Regions from separate parts of the Homo sapiens genome. Here regions 1 and 3 are each linked to region 2. A link is a contact called in ENCODE Hi-C or POLR2A ChIA-PET data. All regions are on one chromosome and are shown on one strand. The core of a region is the stretch at or near the end of the contact, and the rest is flanking DNA. Distances in the headings are between cores, read along the strand shown. Region 1 holds the start of POLDIP2 (DNA polymerase delta interacting protein 2). Region 2 holds the start of ZNF207 (zinc finger protein 207). Region 3 holds the start of NLK (nemo like kinase).

What was found. A loop is a pair of places that touch in the nucleus more often than their neighbours do. ChIA-PET counts read pairs that join two places held with the same protein, here RNA polymerase II (POLR2A). Pooled maps may share reads with other maps.
Region 1: a map of CD8-positive, alpha-beta T cell shows a loop between it and region 2 (13-fold over the local background). The contact joins the promoter of POLDIP2 here to the promoter of ZNF207 in region 2. A Hi-C loop is called at or near these places in 1 of 168 maps with a recorded cell type or tissue (CD8-positive, alpha-beta T cell) and 5 of 50 pooled maps. POLR2A ChIA-PET finds 5 or more read pairs at or near these places in 1 of 52 experiments (activated T-cell).
Region 3: a loop to region 2 is called in a pooled map, with 15 times the contacts of the local background. The contact joins the promoter of NLK here to the promoter of ZNF207 in region 2. A Hi-C loop is called at or near these places in 4 of 50 pooled maps. POLR2A ChIA-PET finds 5 or more read pairs at or near these places in 2 of 52 experiments (T-cell and activated CD4-positive, alpha-beta T cell).

Annotation. Positions count from the first base shown.
Region 1 is chr17:28,354,378-28,358,776 of GRCh38, forward strand. POLDIP2 (DNA polymerase delta interacting protein 2) reads right to left here and starts at 3,150. Exons shown (of 11, transcript NM_015584.5): 1 at 2,911-3,150; 2 at 1,418-1,499; 3 at 111-208. The coding sequence starts at 3,071. It overlaps VMA12 (vacuolar ATPase assembly factor VMA12), which reads left to right and starts at 3,270. Exons shown (of 6, transcript NM_152464.3): 1 at 3,270-3,504. The coding sequence starts at 3,294. RefSeq lists enhancers at 2,550-3,315, 3,428-3,527 and a silencer at 2,848-3,237.
Region 2 is chr17:32,347,394-32,352,396 of GRCh38, forward strand. It overlaps ZNF207 (zinc finger protein 207), which reads left to right and starts at 2,764. Exons shown (of 12, transcript NM_001098507.2): 1 at 2,764-2,933; 2 at 4,393-4,519. The coding sequence starts at 2,893. It overlaps MIR632 (microRNA 632), which reads left to right and starts at 2,716; the gene lies at 2,716-2,809. It also overlaps a transcript of C17orf75 not described here. RefSeq lists enhancers at 2,214-2,333, 2,504-2,853.
Region 3 is chr17:28,040,729-28,045,326 of GRCh38, forward strand. NLK (nemo like kinase) reads left to right here and starts at 1,949. Exons shown (of 11, transcript NM_016231.5): 1 at 1,949-2,603. The coding sequence starts at 2,146. LOC105371709 (a long non-coding RNA gene) reads right to left here and starts at 992. Exons shown (of 3, transcript XR_934637.4): 1 at 869-992; 2 at 498-676. LOC102724517 (a long non-coding RNA gene) reads left to right here and starts at 2,610. Exons shown (of 2, transcript XR_001752820.2): 1 at 2,610-4,598. RefSeq lists an enhancer at 395-689 and silencers at 857-1,086, 1,107-1,336.

The sequences.
Region 1 (4,399 bases), core at 1,900-4,399, 4.0 Mb before region 2:
GATGTTTCCAAGGCCTAGGAGGACGCTGTCTTCACCCCTAGTACCCCAATTACATATGTCTGCCATCTCCTCCTGAGGATACTGTGAGGCACAACCACAGGGAAACTTACTTTTCTGGAGCTGCAGAAGCCACATCCCGGTCATACAGTCTGGCCTGCCAGGGAAACAGGACGACACCTCGGTAGCCAAAAATGCTATGAAGGAAAAGCTGGAAGGAAAGAGGGGCCTCAGTGAGTCTGCAGTCCAGCAAATCCATCCAGGTGGGCCCCAGACCACAAAGCAACACAGGTGGAGGCAACTCCAGCACAAGGTCTTGCTACCTCTTCCCTTGAAGTCTGTGATCAACCAGACCAATGCTGGAACACTCTTATTTCTTCTTTACCTGGCTGACTCTACTCATCCTTTAGGTAAAAGCTTAGGCCTCCAGGAAGCCTTCCCTGACCTCCCTTCCACTTAGCACAATGTACAGCTATTGGCCATTTGCAAATCGTTCTTTTCTAGACTAGAAACTCCACAATAGCAGGAATCATGTCTACTTTGCTTTCTGATTTAACCCTAATGCACAATGCCTAGTCCATTGTAGGCACACAGAAAAATAAAATGTTGAACAAACAAAAAGTCTTCCTTACCTACAATATCCTAGAAGGGCCTAAATCTATCCCAGTGGACCCAGAACAAAGCTGATATAGAAAAAGAACCACACATCCAGAGTTTACCACACTGAAGTCAATTTTATTACGGCAAAGCATCAAAGGTATACTTTTCTGAAAGCTCCCTCCACGGCTTCCCACCATCCACTATGTTAGAGAAATCTTCAGCAACTTGGCTAAACCTCACTATAGTCCACACCATCCCTGTCCACATTAACTTGGAAAGAGAACCCACTGACACATTAAGTGCATTCAAATCCAGGAGAACAGAAACCCTATCTATAAAAATTTGATTCTGGGCTGGGTGCGGTGGCTCACGCCAGTAATCCCAGGACTTTGGGAGGCCAAGGCAGGTGGATCACCTGAGGTCGGGAGCTCGAGACCAGCCTGACCAACATGGAGAAACCGCATCTCCACTAAAAGTACAAAATTAGCCAAGTGTGGTGGCGCATGCTTGTAATCCCAGCTACTAGGGAGGCTGAGGTAGGAGAACTGCTTAAACCCAGGAGGTGGAGCTTGCAGTGAGCCGAGACCATGCCATTGCACTCCAGCCTGGGCAACAAGACTGAAACTCCGTCTCACAAAAAATAAATAAATAAAATAAATAAATAAAATAAAAAATGAATACAAATTTGATTCTGGAATGGCACCAAACATCAAGGTGGAATGAATGGAACACCATACCATGCAGGCCTGTGACCTAATCTGACTTTTTTCAGAAGCAGAGCACTCTATGAAAATGAAAGATGACCCAGCCCAATACTCACCTGCCCGGTCTCATATTTTCCATTCTGTTTTGGCACCTCAAACACACCAACTGTCTCCAACACTTTGCCCTCTGGTCGGTTTCTGAGTAGGAAGGAAAAGAACAAGCAACAGAAAAGCTGAGAAGGTAATGGTAGTTATCCATAAGAAAAAGCTCCTAGGATACTGAGGGGCCAGGGCGATGACAGCAGAGAAGGGTTTGGGGTAGTGGGACCAGCTGGAGCAGGAAAGGCTTTCCTCCTCCTTGGTGAAAACCTCCACAGTCTCCCAGTGTTAGATGTGACCGCTCCCATACTACTGTCTTCTCTCTTCACTGGGCATTCTTCATATCATGCCCTCACACTCTGCTCAAATGTACCCCTGCCCTTGTTTCTTCCCTAACCCACCCTCCTGACCTCCCACAGCACTTTAACTGTCTTGCTCACTTTTTCAATTTTTTTAGAAGGGGAGTATCTTTTTTTCTTCTTTTCTTACATTTTCTATATCACAAGTCATCAAACAATATCCTGCTCCCTTTACATTTCAGTTGTGTCCATGTCTTATCTTTATTAAATACTGTAAATTCCCTGGGAGCAATGCCTGAGTCTGATTAGCTGGTACTGCCCCCTCAGAGCCTAGTGTACAAGAGGTGCTCAAAAAATATTTGTCCTGTATTATAATTCCATGTCCATCTCCCCCTCTAACCTGTAGCCCTTACATTGCCCTTGAAAAGCTTAAACATCTCTAGATTTCCTACGGCACATCGCTCTCTCAATACCGTTTTTGTTCATATTCTCACAGGGGTCTTAAATTGCAAATAGCTATCATCTCTCCCCAATGTTCAGTGTCTAATATCAGCCACTAAAATGTCAGTCACCACTCTGAACAGGGCTGCTCTTTCTAGGGGCCCTTCAAATAAAGGCTGTTTTTACTGTTTTGAAGATGTGAACTTTATGCTTCCTCCCACTGATCCACCAGCCCATTTGATCCGCCTGTCCCATCCGTGGAAACAGTTTCCACACCATCCCCATGGCCTCAAACCCCCTTCCCCAAGTCACAGATAGAAAATCGATCTCCCCAAAGTCACTTGGAAACCTGGGGCCTACGAGGGTCCACACCCAAGAGTCTCGTTTCCCACCTCTAGCATCTTTCTGAGGCAGACCTTCACCAAATCCAAAGGCTGAGGGTTCAAGCCAATGCCCTAGGGCTGAATTAAAAAGCTTCCCTCTGACATCGGTGCTGGGGACCCCAGCCGGGGAAGTAGGATTCACTTGGGGAGGGTAACCTGTTCCCCCCCAGGGCCAGCCCTGTACAACCAGGGCTCTGGGCCGCGCTGGCTTCCCTGCTCCTGGCACATGTCCCAGACAGCGCAGGTCGGCTCCCTGCTCGGGACCCTCTCCCGGGTCAAACTCCAGTCACCCTCAGCAGGCCCGGGCCCCTGGCCTCCGCACTGGCTAGGAACACGCTCTCTGGGCTCCAGGCCCAGTTCCTCGCGCCCCCTGGCTCCGTCCCTCACCGGGACGAGAGGTGCCTCCGCGTCGTCGTGGTCGACGCTGGCGAGAAGGCTCCAGCTCCGGCCGCCGCACAGAGCGGCCTTGGCCACCGGGCCCCAGTCAGCGACCGGGACCACCAGCGGCTGCCCACGGCCAGGGCCCGCCGGGCTGTACAGGCTGCCATGTCCCGCCCGAGCGCCCGCCCGGCTGCTGACACAGAGCCCGACCCGCGGCCGGGCGGCGTTCCGCCCCAGTCCCACACTGCCCCGCGCGGCGTCCCGGCCCTCTTGGCCCGCCTGGTCCCACCCCGGAGCTCAGAGCAACTTCCGGTGCGCTTAGCGTTACTTCCGGCGCGCGGCGGGCGGAAGTCCGGGTTGGGGTCACCTGACCGGAGAGCCGGCTAGATATGGCGTCCTCTTTGCTTGCGGGCGAGCGATTGGTGCGTGCTTTGGGCCCCGGCGGGGAGCTGGAGCCAGAGCGGCTACCCCGAAAGCTGCGGGCCGAGCTTGAGGCCGCGCTGGGGAAGAAGCACAAGGGCGGTGATAGCTCCAGTGGCCCCCAACGCTTGGTTTCTTTCCGTCTCATCCGGGATCTGCACCAGCATCTGAGAGAAAGGGGTGAGCCCCAGTCTCCAGTCCGGGGTCCCCTCCTTGTGTCCAGATCGATTCCCTCCTGAGGTCTTTTCCCATCATTCCCCTTCTTCTACGGAGCACTCATCTAGACAAGTCAAGAGTCACTCCATAAATCCCAGGGCCACCCACTTTCTTAACTCCCATGGGAATTTCTCGTGGATGACAAATTTGCTTGTGCAGTTTCTGCTCTTTTGAGAGCCCCCTCTTCACTTCCAGGCACACCTAGGCCCAATTCACCCTTGAGAAAGTCTAGGTTTTTACCAAATACAAATATCACAGGTTTTGTCTCTTCTTTTTCTCCACTTTAGGAATCAGCTTAGCATAGTGAGCTTGTAGGAATCCGGATTTCTTTCCACCTCAAAAGCAAGAGTGGTGAAATCTGATACTTTGTTTTGTTTGTTTGTTTTTTTAATATAGGATGGCAAAAGCTGTGTTGAAAGATCTGGCCTGAGAGTAGCATGTGAGTTCCAGTCCTAGCTCTGTCACTAATCCTTTGAAGGAGTCATTTCTCCTCGCTGGGCCTCAGTTCCCTTATGTGTAAAGGGAAGGAACAGGACAAACTAGCACATAAGGTATTTTGCCAGAAGTAACATAGACCAGCCAGAAGTGCAAAGGGTAGACTGCTCAATTATTAGAACTAGAAAGGACCTTAGAAAGAGATTGCCTAGTATTAGTGTCCTCTGAGCATTTAGCATCACTATGACCTAAACTTATTTAGGGAAGAGCTGTTGTGGCCACAGAACTGATCTAACCCAAAGGCACAAGTAAATGGCTTACTTGTTAGTTATAACACTGGCAGGATAATTGAGAGCTGACAGCTAAAGTCACCTGCGCAGCACTGGGAGATACCTACATGGAATTATCCAAAATTCTTTTCAAT
Region 2 (5,003 bases), core at 1,514-4,013:
TCAGCCTCCAGAGTAGCTGGGATTACAGGCGCCCGCCACCACACTCAGCTATTTTTTTTGTATTTTTTAGTAGAGACAGGGTTTCATCATGTTGGCCAGGCTGGTCTCGAACTCCTGACCTCAGGTGATCCACCTACCTCAGCCTCCCAAAGTGTTGGGATTACAGGGGTGAGCCACCACCACACCCACTGAATTATATTTTCTTATAGTCTGGAAATTTGGAAATCCAAGATCAAGGCACTAATACTCAGTGTCTGATGAGGGCATTCTTGCTGCATCCTCATTTGGTTGAGGCAAGAGAGAGTAGAGTTTAGTTCCTTCCAGCACTTTAATAAAATCACTAATCCCCCCCCACCCAGTTTACTCATGATTTAATCACCTGCTAAAGGTCCCAACTCTTAATGCTATCACATTGGTGATTACGTTTCAAGCAGTTGGGGGGATATTCAGCACATTGCAATACGGTTTTAAACTTTTTCATTTTTCAATTTATTTTTTCATAGAGATGGTCTCACTATGGTGCCCAGGTTGGTCTCACACTCCTGGCCTCAAGCCACCCTCTTGCCTCAGTCTCCCAAAGCACGGCAATTACAGGCTTGAGCAACTGCACCCAGCCTGAACTTTTTTTTTTTTTTTCTTTTTGAGACAGAGTCTTGCTCTGTCGCCCGGACTGGAGTGCAGCAGAGTGATCTCGGCTCACTGCAGCCTCCGCCTCCCGGGTTCAAGCGATTCTCCTGCCTCAGCCTCCGGAGTAGCTGGGATTACAGGCGTGCCCCACCACGCCTGGCTAATTTTTTTTTGGTATTTTTAGTAAAGACCGGGTTTCACCATGTTGGCCAGGCTGGTCTTCAACTCCTGATCTCAGGTGATCCACCCGCCTCAGCCTCCCACAGTGCTGGGATTACAGGTGTGAGCCACTGCGCACAGCCCAAACTGATCCTTTAAAATTCAAATTTAATTCAGCTCCACACATACTTTGTGTTTTGGGGCAAATTATTCCAGCTCTCTTAAGTCTCTTTTATCTCATCTCTATTAACAAGTTGACAATAATGGCTCCTACCCCAGAGGCTGAGACAAATAATGTTAAAACTCACTACAATGCTTGGCACACGGTAGGTGCTCCATGGATGTCTGCTATTATTTTTTGCTTTTAATAGTAACATAATTTACATTACTAGTTATTATTATATGCTAAGCTCTGTTTTAAGTGCAGCCAAGATGAAGTTTAACTGCCTTGCCCAAAGTCAGGCAGCTAAGCAGTGGCACTGGTGGACTATGAACCCAAGCACTGGACTTTTAACCACCTCTCACTTGCATGATCCTCCAGTTGCCCTCTTAGAACCACTGTGCCTTCTCAGAGACTTCAGCTGAAATCCAACTTCTGAGAATGCTTCTAGGGTTCGCCAGAACCCGCCTTTGCTAGCCTCCCTAGGATTATCTCTTGTGACCAGCACCTTCACTGACAGCTCCAGTCTTTTTTTTTTTTTTTTGAGACGGAGTCTCACTCTGTCACCCAGGCTGGAATGCAATGGCGAGATCTCGGCTCACTGCAACCTTCACCTCCCAGGTCCAAGTGATTCTCCTGCCTCATTCTCCCGAGTAGCTGAGGTTACAGGCGCCTGCCACTACGCCTGGCTAATTTTTGTATTTTTAGTAGAGACAGGGTTTCACCATGTCGGCCAGGCTGGTCTCGAACTCCTGACCTCAAGTGATCCGCCTGCCTCGGCCTTGGCCCATAGTGTTGGGATTACTGGCGTGAGCAACCGCGCCCGGCTATCAGCTCCAGTCTTACCACGATTAGTTTTTCACGTGCCCAGCCTCAAAGACTTAAACTCTTTGCTCCCTTACGGAGATACCCTTTCCTTCACCTTGCTTGCTCCCGTTGACTCCTCAAGAAACCTTTCTTATGTCGGGCGCAGCGGCTCAAGCCTGCAATCCAGCACTTTGGGAGGCCGAGGCGGGCGGATCACTTGAGCCCAGGAGTTCGAGACCAGCCTCGCTAACATGGTGAAACCCCATTCTACTAAAAATACAAAAATTAGCCGGGCTTGGTGGCGCGGGCCTGCAGTCCCAGCTACTCGGGAGGCTGAGGTAGGAGAATCGCTTGAACCCGGGAGACGGAGGTTGCAGTGAGCAGAGATCGCGCCGCTGCACTCCAGCCTGGGAGACAGAGCGAGACTTGGTCTCAGAAAAATAAAACAAAACAAAGAAAAACAAAACTTTACTTGACAACCCAACGACCACTACCACTACAGCCGCCCTAGGACTCCCGCTCTCTGAGGTCCTACAGCACTTCGCATTTCCCTCAACGCCGCACTGAGAACTCTGCATTGTGTACTCGTCTGTCACCAATCTGCGAGTTACAAAGCAGAGACTAACTTATTTGGTTTAGCATTTAATAGGCACATAATCAACATTTACTGTTCAATTGAAACAAAATTAAAATTGGGCGCTGTCTCTATCTTTATTTGTGATCGGCCCTAACTGCACTGGCAATCTTTTCCGTTTTTTTGTTTTCTGTTTTCCATTCGCATGCCCCTTAGCGTACCTGGGGCTCCGGCTCCTTTACAAATGAAACCCAAAGTGCTCCGCAAGCACAGCCAGCGAAAGCGAAAAACTCTGAAACGGACAAGATGGCTGCCACCTCTTCGCGCCTCTTAGTCCCACCCACTCAGGGCGGAGGTCTGCGTCATGTGACCCTCCCCTTCTTGGCTCCGCCTCCTACCGCAGTGCTTGACGGGAGGCGGAGCGGGGAACGAGGCCGTCGGCCATTTTGTGTCTGCTTCCTGTGGGACGTGGTGGTAGCCGTTGGGTTGGGAAAGTGAGGGATTTTTGGCCTCGTTTCTCCTGCTTCTTTTCTCCTCCCTTTTACTTTGCCGGTAGAACACAGTTATGGGTCGCAAGAAGAAGAAGCAGCTGAAGCCGTGGTGCTGGTATCCTTTGTCGGTTTGAAGTCGAGGTCGCGTTGGGGTGCCGGTTGTTGGGGCCTGGGACTAGGAGGCCTGGATTTGGCTTACGGCGTGGAGCGTTTGTATTTAGGCGTCTGCGTGGGTGGCCTGGTGGCTGGGATTGGACTTGGGAAGGCTTCTAGGAAAATGGGGTTCCGAGGTCGACAGGCTTTTGCAGTTGTGGGTCGTGTGACTCTGTGACTCAGGAGGATCTTGTTCGGTGCGAATTTTGGACTCCGGGAGGCGGCCTGGACCCCTCCGCCAGGGACAGTGTCCCCTAGGGACTATTCAGCCACCTTCCGTTGTTTTGGTGACGATTCAACAAGGGACTTTTCTTCGAGTGCGATAGGCTTATTACTTTCATGGAGGGTTGGGGACAGCTTCACAGTCTGTCACCCACTTTTTCTGTTTTTATTTACTTTATGTGTGTTTTGTGTTTATTTTTTCGAATTGGCGGTTTAGTAAAGAACCAAGTTAGTCAACCCTGGTTTCGAACCTTTTTTTTTTTTTTTTTCTTTTCGGGGCGGGAGGAGAACTAGCTTCCGTGTCTCACCCAGAGGCGCCTTAATCTTCAGGAAGCGTTCTCACAGGGCGGAGTTTCTGTTACCCAACTTTGTAGGACTAAAAAGTGCCTATCTTATTAGGAAAACTCTTACTACAGTGTGGTATTAATGCTTTTTCTGGAAGCGTTAATATTCTTTACATTAAAATTGATTTTATTTACTGTTTTGTACGTAAAGGCGGCTTGTTACAGTACTGCGTTTATGTAACAGTTTTAAAAATAGCTTAAATACGGTTACGAATTTTGTAATGTGATTTTAGGAAAATCTGAGTAGTGAGGTAAGAATTCTGTTTTATTGATGTAAGAATTCTGCTTTATTGATTTTATTGATCTGTGAATTTAAATACATTGCTTGGCAACATAAATTCATACGGAATTGGAAACAACTTTATGGATTGTTCATTCGAAATTATGTGATTATTGTTCACCATATAGTTACTCTTAGATTCTAAATATTGCTAAATTCCTAATCCAGTTATTGCTATCGTCTTCATATCTAGTGAAGTAATTGTCTTGACAGAACCTTAGGGATTTCTTAACTGAACTCTTTCCTGTCCTCAGTGTGCATTTGTAAATGTTGAAATATTTATAACAAAAGTTTCACCGACATCTCTGTTAAACACAGGAATTTGACAAAGTATATTGCTGATTATTGAGATGTGTTTTTTGGGGTGGTGAAGAGAGCTGGCCTTCTAGGAAATTGAAAATACTGAAATAACATGGCAAGTGTAGTCCCTAATTGTGTAATAAATATAAAAAGCAGAGTTTCTATACAGTACCATTTTGGTTTTAGCTGTTCCCATATTGTAATGTTATCCATATGTTTTTATTATAGGCAGTGTCATCATTAGGCTGTCTTTGTGCCTTAACAGTATTGATCAGGTATTGTAATAGAGATTTTGATGATGAGAAGATCCTTATTCAGCACCAAAAAGCAAAGCATTTTAAATGCCATATATGTCACAAGAAATTGTATACAGGACCTGGCTTAGCTATTCATTGCATGCAGGTAAGGATTTTTCTTCTGTATTTATTGTCCGCTTGTGATTTGGAAACAACTTGAAAGAATAATCTTTTTTATTTTTTTGAGTTTCGGTCTTGTCGCCCAAGCTGGAGTGCAGTGGTGCAATCTCGGCCCACTGCAACCTCTGCCTCTCGGGTTCAAGCTATTCTTCTGCCTCAGCCTCCGGAGTAGTTGGGACTACAGGCAGCCGCCACCATGCCCGGCTAATTTTTTGTATTTTTAGTAGAGACTGGGGTTTCACCATGTTGGCCAGGCTGGTCTCGAACTCCTGACCTCAGGTGATCCACCCACCTGGGCCTCCCAGAGTGCTGGGATTACAGGCGTGAGCCACCGCGCCTGGCCGAAAGAATAATCATTTATTTCTCTGACAACTGTAGTTTTGTTTTTTTTTTGTTCACTTACTTACTGCAAAAGATAAGATAGCCAATCAGCATTAAAAAAAACAAAAAATTTGTTCGATAGCCATCAA
Region 3 (4,598 bases), core at 699-3,198, 4.3 Mb before region 2:
AAGAAAGAAAGATAGAGGAAAATTATTATTTTTGTGGTCAAGTTTACTTTTTTTGTTTTAATTTGCACCAACAGCTTTATCATTTGTCGACAGTGGAGTTCTGAATGCCAGAGATTCCTCCTCTTTTTGCCAAGATCAGGATTAACTATGGAGAGGACCGGCCGTAGACTACGAACTGTCAGTCTACTGAGTTTCTGTCAGTCTTTTGAGTTTCCTTTGTCTTCTTGTTGAGTGACCTTGGACCTTGAGTTTCTGAAGCTCAACATTCCCTTTTTCTTCCCCTATTTTTTACCCCACACTTTACATCTTAAGTGGGATATTGGACATCTCGGATCAGTGGACCAGTGATGATTTGGACTCCGCCTTCTTCGTCTAGGTCCCGCCCACTTTAAGACCCCACCCCTTCCCTAAGCCCCGCCCCTTGAAGAGGTTGTCTCGATATGACAGCAAATTCTCCACAATCCTGTCCTATAGGAGATCTAAAGGGTGGGACTTACATCAACCTTTTTTTTCCATTTGTTTTTTCAAGTGTCTATTTGGCCCAGGTTCCATCCCACTTCATTTTCAACCCAAGGATTGGTTACTCTGTTCTTTGTCTCTGGCTCATGATTGGTTCTTTCGTTCCGCCCCTCTCTTCCAGCTTTTGCAGGCGGGATTACCACGCAGCTTCCTGCTCCTGCCAAAAAAAAAAAAATAAATAATAAAAGAAGAAGAAGAAAAGAGGAGAGAGGCGAAAGAAAAATGTCACAAAGATCTTTGCTTTTTAATTGGCTTTAAGCCTTGTCGGTCAAGCCAAACTCTGCCTTTGATTGGTCTTTCTATCTGCCCATCCCGGATCGGGGGCGGGATTTCCCCGGAAGACCCACACCTTGTTGCCACTGGCCGAACAGTGCGCCTGTCTGAAGCTCCTGGCCCAGGATTGGAGGCGGTGGCGGACAGGTGGGCGTGGATTGGCTAGGGCAGCCGGTCCGTGCAAGGCGGGGGCGGGGCCTCGGCGGCTGGTTGCGCGTGTCCGACGCTGGCTCCGCTCTATCCGGCTTTGCTAGGGGAGGTGAGTCCGGCCGCGGCGGAACCGGCGGCTGAGGAGGCGGCGGCTGAGGAGAAGGCGGCCGCGGCGGCTGAGGAGAAAGCGGCCGCGGGGACGGAAGCCGGGTGGGGGGGAGGGGGGGAGACGGAGCAGCCTTGAGCCCTGCGGGGCCGTTGCGCGGGGGACCCACCCGCTCTCCCCCCCAACCCTCCTCAGCAGAAGCAGCCGGCGGCGGGGGCAGGAGTCAGCCCGCTTCCGACCGTACCCCGCCCGCCTCCCGGGGCTCCTGTTCTTTGGCCCCGGGACCCTAACCTTCTCCCGGGGCGGTTCCCTCCGTCTGGGCGTCCGAGCGCTGCCCACATCTTTCATTCCTCCCTGCACCTCCTTCCCTTCACTTTTGCCCCGGCTCTCTTTCTCCTCTCTGTCCTGCTGTCGCCTCCTCTCCTCACTCCAGCCTCCTTCCCTGGCTTATTCTGCCCAGGAAAGTTTGGAACCCCCGCCCCCCCTCCCCAATCAGGTCAACCTGACTAGGAGTAGGGGGAGATGTAGGAAGGCCTGAGAGTTCGGGGGGGGGGAAGCTGGAAGCTGGTTTCCCAGAAAATTTCCCCCCATCTTCTCCATTTAGGGTGGTGGGAATTTTTTTTAATCCTGTTTTTGAGGAGGTGGTAGGTGTTTAGAAAAGGATGTGGGAATGGAAGGGGTAGATGAGTCAACCCTCTTTCAAGATTCCAAGGGTGGTGTGTTACCTGATCCTTTTCGTGTGTGGAGTTCAGGGGGTCGGGAGGTTTGGCCTTTATTCCCACATTCAAAGTTGGAACCTCCCCCAAATTAAGAATGGAGTTTTAGTACCCACTTGTGGCAGGAATCCTGGGGGGAAGGGGTCCTTTTTTCCTTTTTCTTTTCTTTTTTCCCTTTTTTTTCCTTTTGGCAACCCACACCCTTCCACACACGCTCACCCCAAAATTAAACACCAAGATCCTCTAACTTGTTTGGATTGACTGATGAAGACATAAAGCTCTATGTTTTTTGAGGTGGAGTGAGTGGTTTTTCTTCATTTTTAAATGGCCAAATGACAGCTTGACCCAGTTTGCTTTCCAATCAAAGGGCATTTATTTTGAATGTCTCTTTGTGGCGCAAGAGCCAACGCAAAAATGATGGCGGCTTACAATGGCGGTACATCTGCAGCAGCAGCAGGTCACCACCACCACCATCACCACCACCTTCCACACCTCCCTCCTCCTCACCTGCACCACCACCACCACCCTCAACACCATCTTCATCCGGGGTCGGCTGCCGCTGTACACCCTGTACAGCAGCACACCTCTTCGGCAGCTGCGGCAGCCGCAGCAGCGGCTGCAGCTGCAGCCATGTTAAACCCTGGGCAACAACAGCCATATTTCCCATCACCGGCACCGGGGCAGGCTCCTGGACCAGCTGCAGCAGCCCCAGCTCAGGTACAGGCTGCCGCAGCTGCTACAGTTAAGGCGCACCATCATCAGCACTCGCATCATCCACAGCAGCAGCTGGATATTGAGCCGGATAGACCTATTGGATATGGAGCCTTTGGTGTTGTCTGGTGAGTATCCAAAGAAAAACACAACCTCTCATGGTTTCTTCTGTTGGTTGTCATTGGATGAGTCCATCTCTAATGGTTGTCTCCATGTTGACCAAGGTGCAGCAAGCTTCTCAACCCAACTGTAGGAAGCCACCCTCACTTATGTGGTAAAGAGGCCTAATGCATTGGCTGTCTAGGCTCATGGCAAGTTTTGGTGGAGCGCCTTCTCATGAGCAACACACATAAGTGTGCTGTCTACCAAACTTTTCTATTAGAACCTAAGCAAGCCACTGAACACAGGATCAGTAGATGAATGTATGCAATACTAATTCCTACGAAGACCTTGGTCATCTCGTGTGTTTGATTCAGTGGCCCTGTGGCATTAAGTGTTAGCACCTGATCCAGACTGAATTCCTTTATAATACTCTTGTCATTAGGATATACTTTGCATAACTACTTTCCTGTCCTTTCTGTCTTTTCACTTATTTTGTGATCTTGATCTCCAGAAGAAAGATAGGATTCATAGTTGAACCAGTTAAGATCATTGCTTGAGTGGTTTATTTTAAACCATAAAGCTACAGTTGAGAAGTATGTAGCTGTAGCCTTTTGATAAGAATGCATTAAATATAGCATCACACATGAGTACCACAAATGAGGTTAGTAGACTAGCTATGCAGTGGCCCACATTCAGTGTAATGTTTTAGTGTCATTTAGTGCCTCTTAAGTTGCTGTTATCTGTTGGTCAGTTGCTGTAGTAGGAAATAATACTTTTTTAACAAATGACCCTACCTTTGCTAGTGCTAGGATATTTGTAAAAGCCTAAGGGCTTCTTAAATATAACATTTTGGTCTATTTGGTCTAACCTTAGAAAGATTAGTAGTTTATAATAAAATATGTTTGTTCCTATCAAAACTAGAATGAACTGGGTTTTCTCCCAAGGACTAATGATTCCACTTTGGATAGATGAATTGATATTTTCAGTGCATTCAAAAATTGTTACTCCCGAGAAAAGCGCCCATTACCACAGGAAAATGAACTCTTTGGAACTAGCCCGGTAAATATCTCCTTTCGTCATTGTTTTTGAGGCTAAAATTGATGGGTGCATTGTTTATGCATTTTAACTGGCCATCTTATTTATATTTCAGATTTGATAATCTAGGCTGCTAAGTGATCTCATCCATTTTTTAAAAAAACTAGTAGAGTCCAGTGTTTTCTCAGCTAGTCCCCAAGGAAGTTTCTGCTGCAGCGTGGTCCTTTCTTCAAGGTGTGTGGGATTCAAGGTGGAAAAGAGTATAGCTGGTAATGGTGCCTTGGTCATTCTGCTCAGGGACCTGCCTGTTCCTGCCTTCCTCTCTTCCCTTCCACAGACTATCTCAGAGATTTAACTGTGAACTTATCCTTGCCTAACTCTTGAGGATTTCCAAGCTTTGGTTGGGGGATGGAACAGACAGGAAAACGGTTGTTCCTTGGTTTAAATTTTGTCATTGATTTACTAATAACTTTTAGCACTTGTTTGGATCTTCTTAGATCTGGATGCTTACTTTCTTTTTTAGTGCCTTACATACAATGCTAAAAACTAGGGATACTGAAAGGGAAATGGGTTGCAGCATTCTTGAATATATTCAAAAGGCATTTTTCACTTACATTTCTATCAAAAAGTGATGTGACTTGTAGCAGTTTTTATTTTATTTATTTATTTTTTTAAGGAAGGGGGCAATAAAGAACTGGAGTGCTGAAACATCTCACACAGCAAACGTTCTGCTAGTGGGTACTATGAATCTTTGATATCTGAAAGCCCACATATATTTGGTTTGAAGCCATTCTAGAGGTTTTTAATTGATTGACTGCTCTACCACCTATGGAGTTTGTCTCATGTACTTAAAGTACACCTCTGTGCACCATCTTACTTCAGGTTTGTCTTGTGTCACTGACTACATTCGTAAGCCCCTTGAGGGTAAGGATTGTCTACTGTAGTAATCCTTTTCTCCTCAGCGCCTAGCACAGTGCTTTGGCATC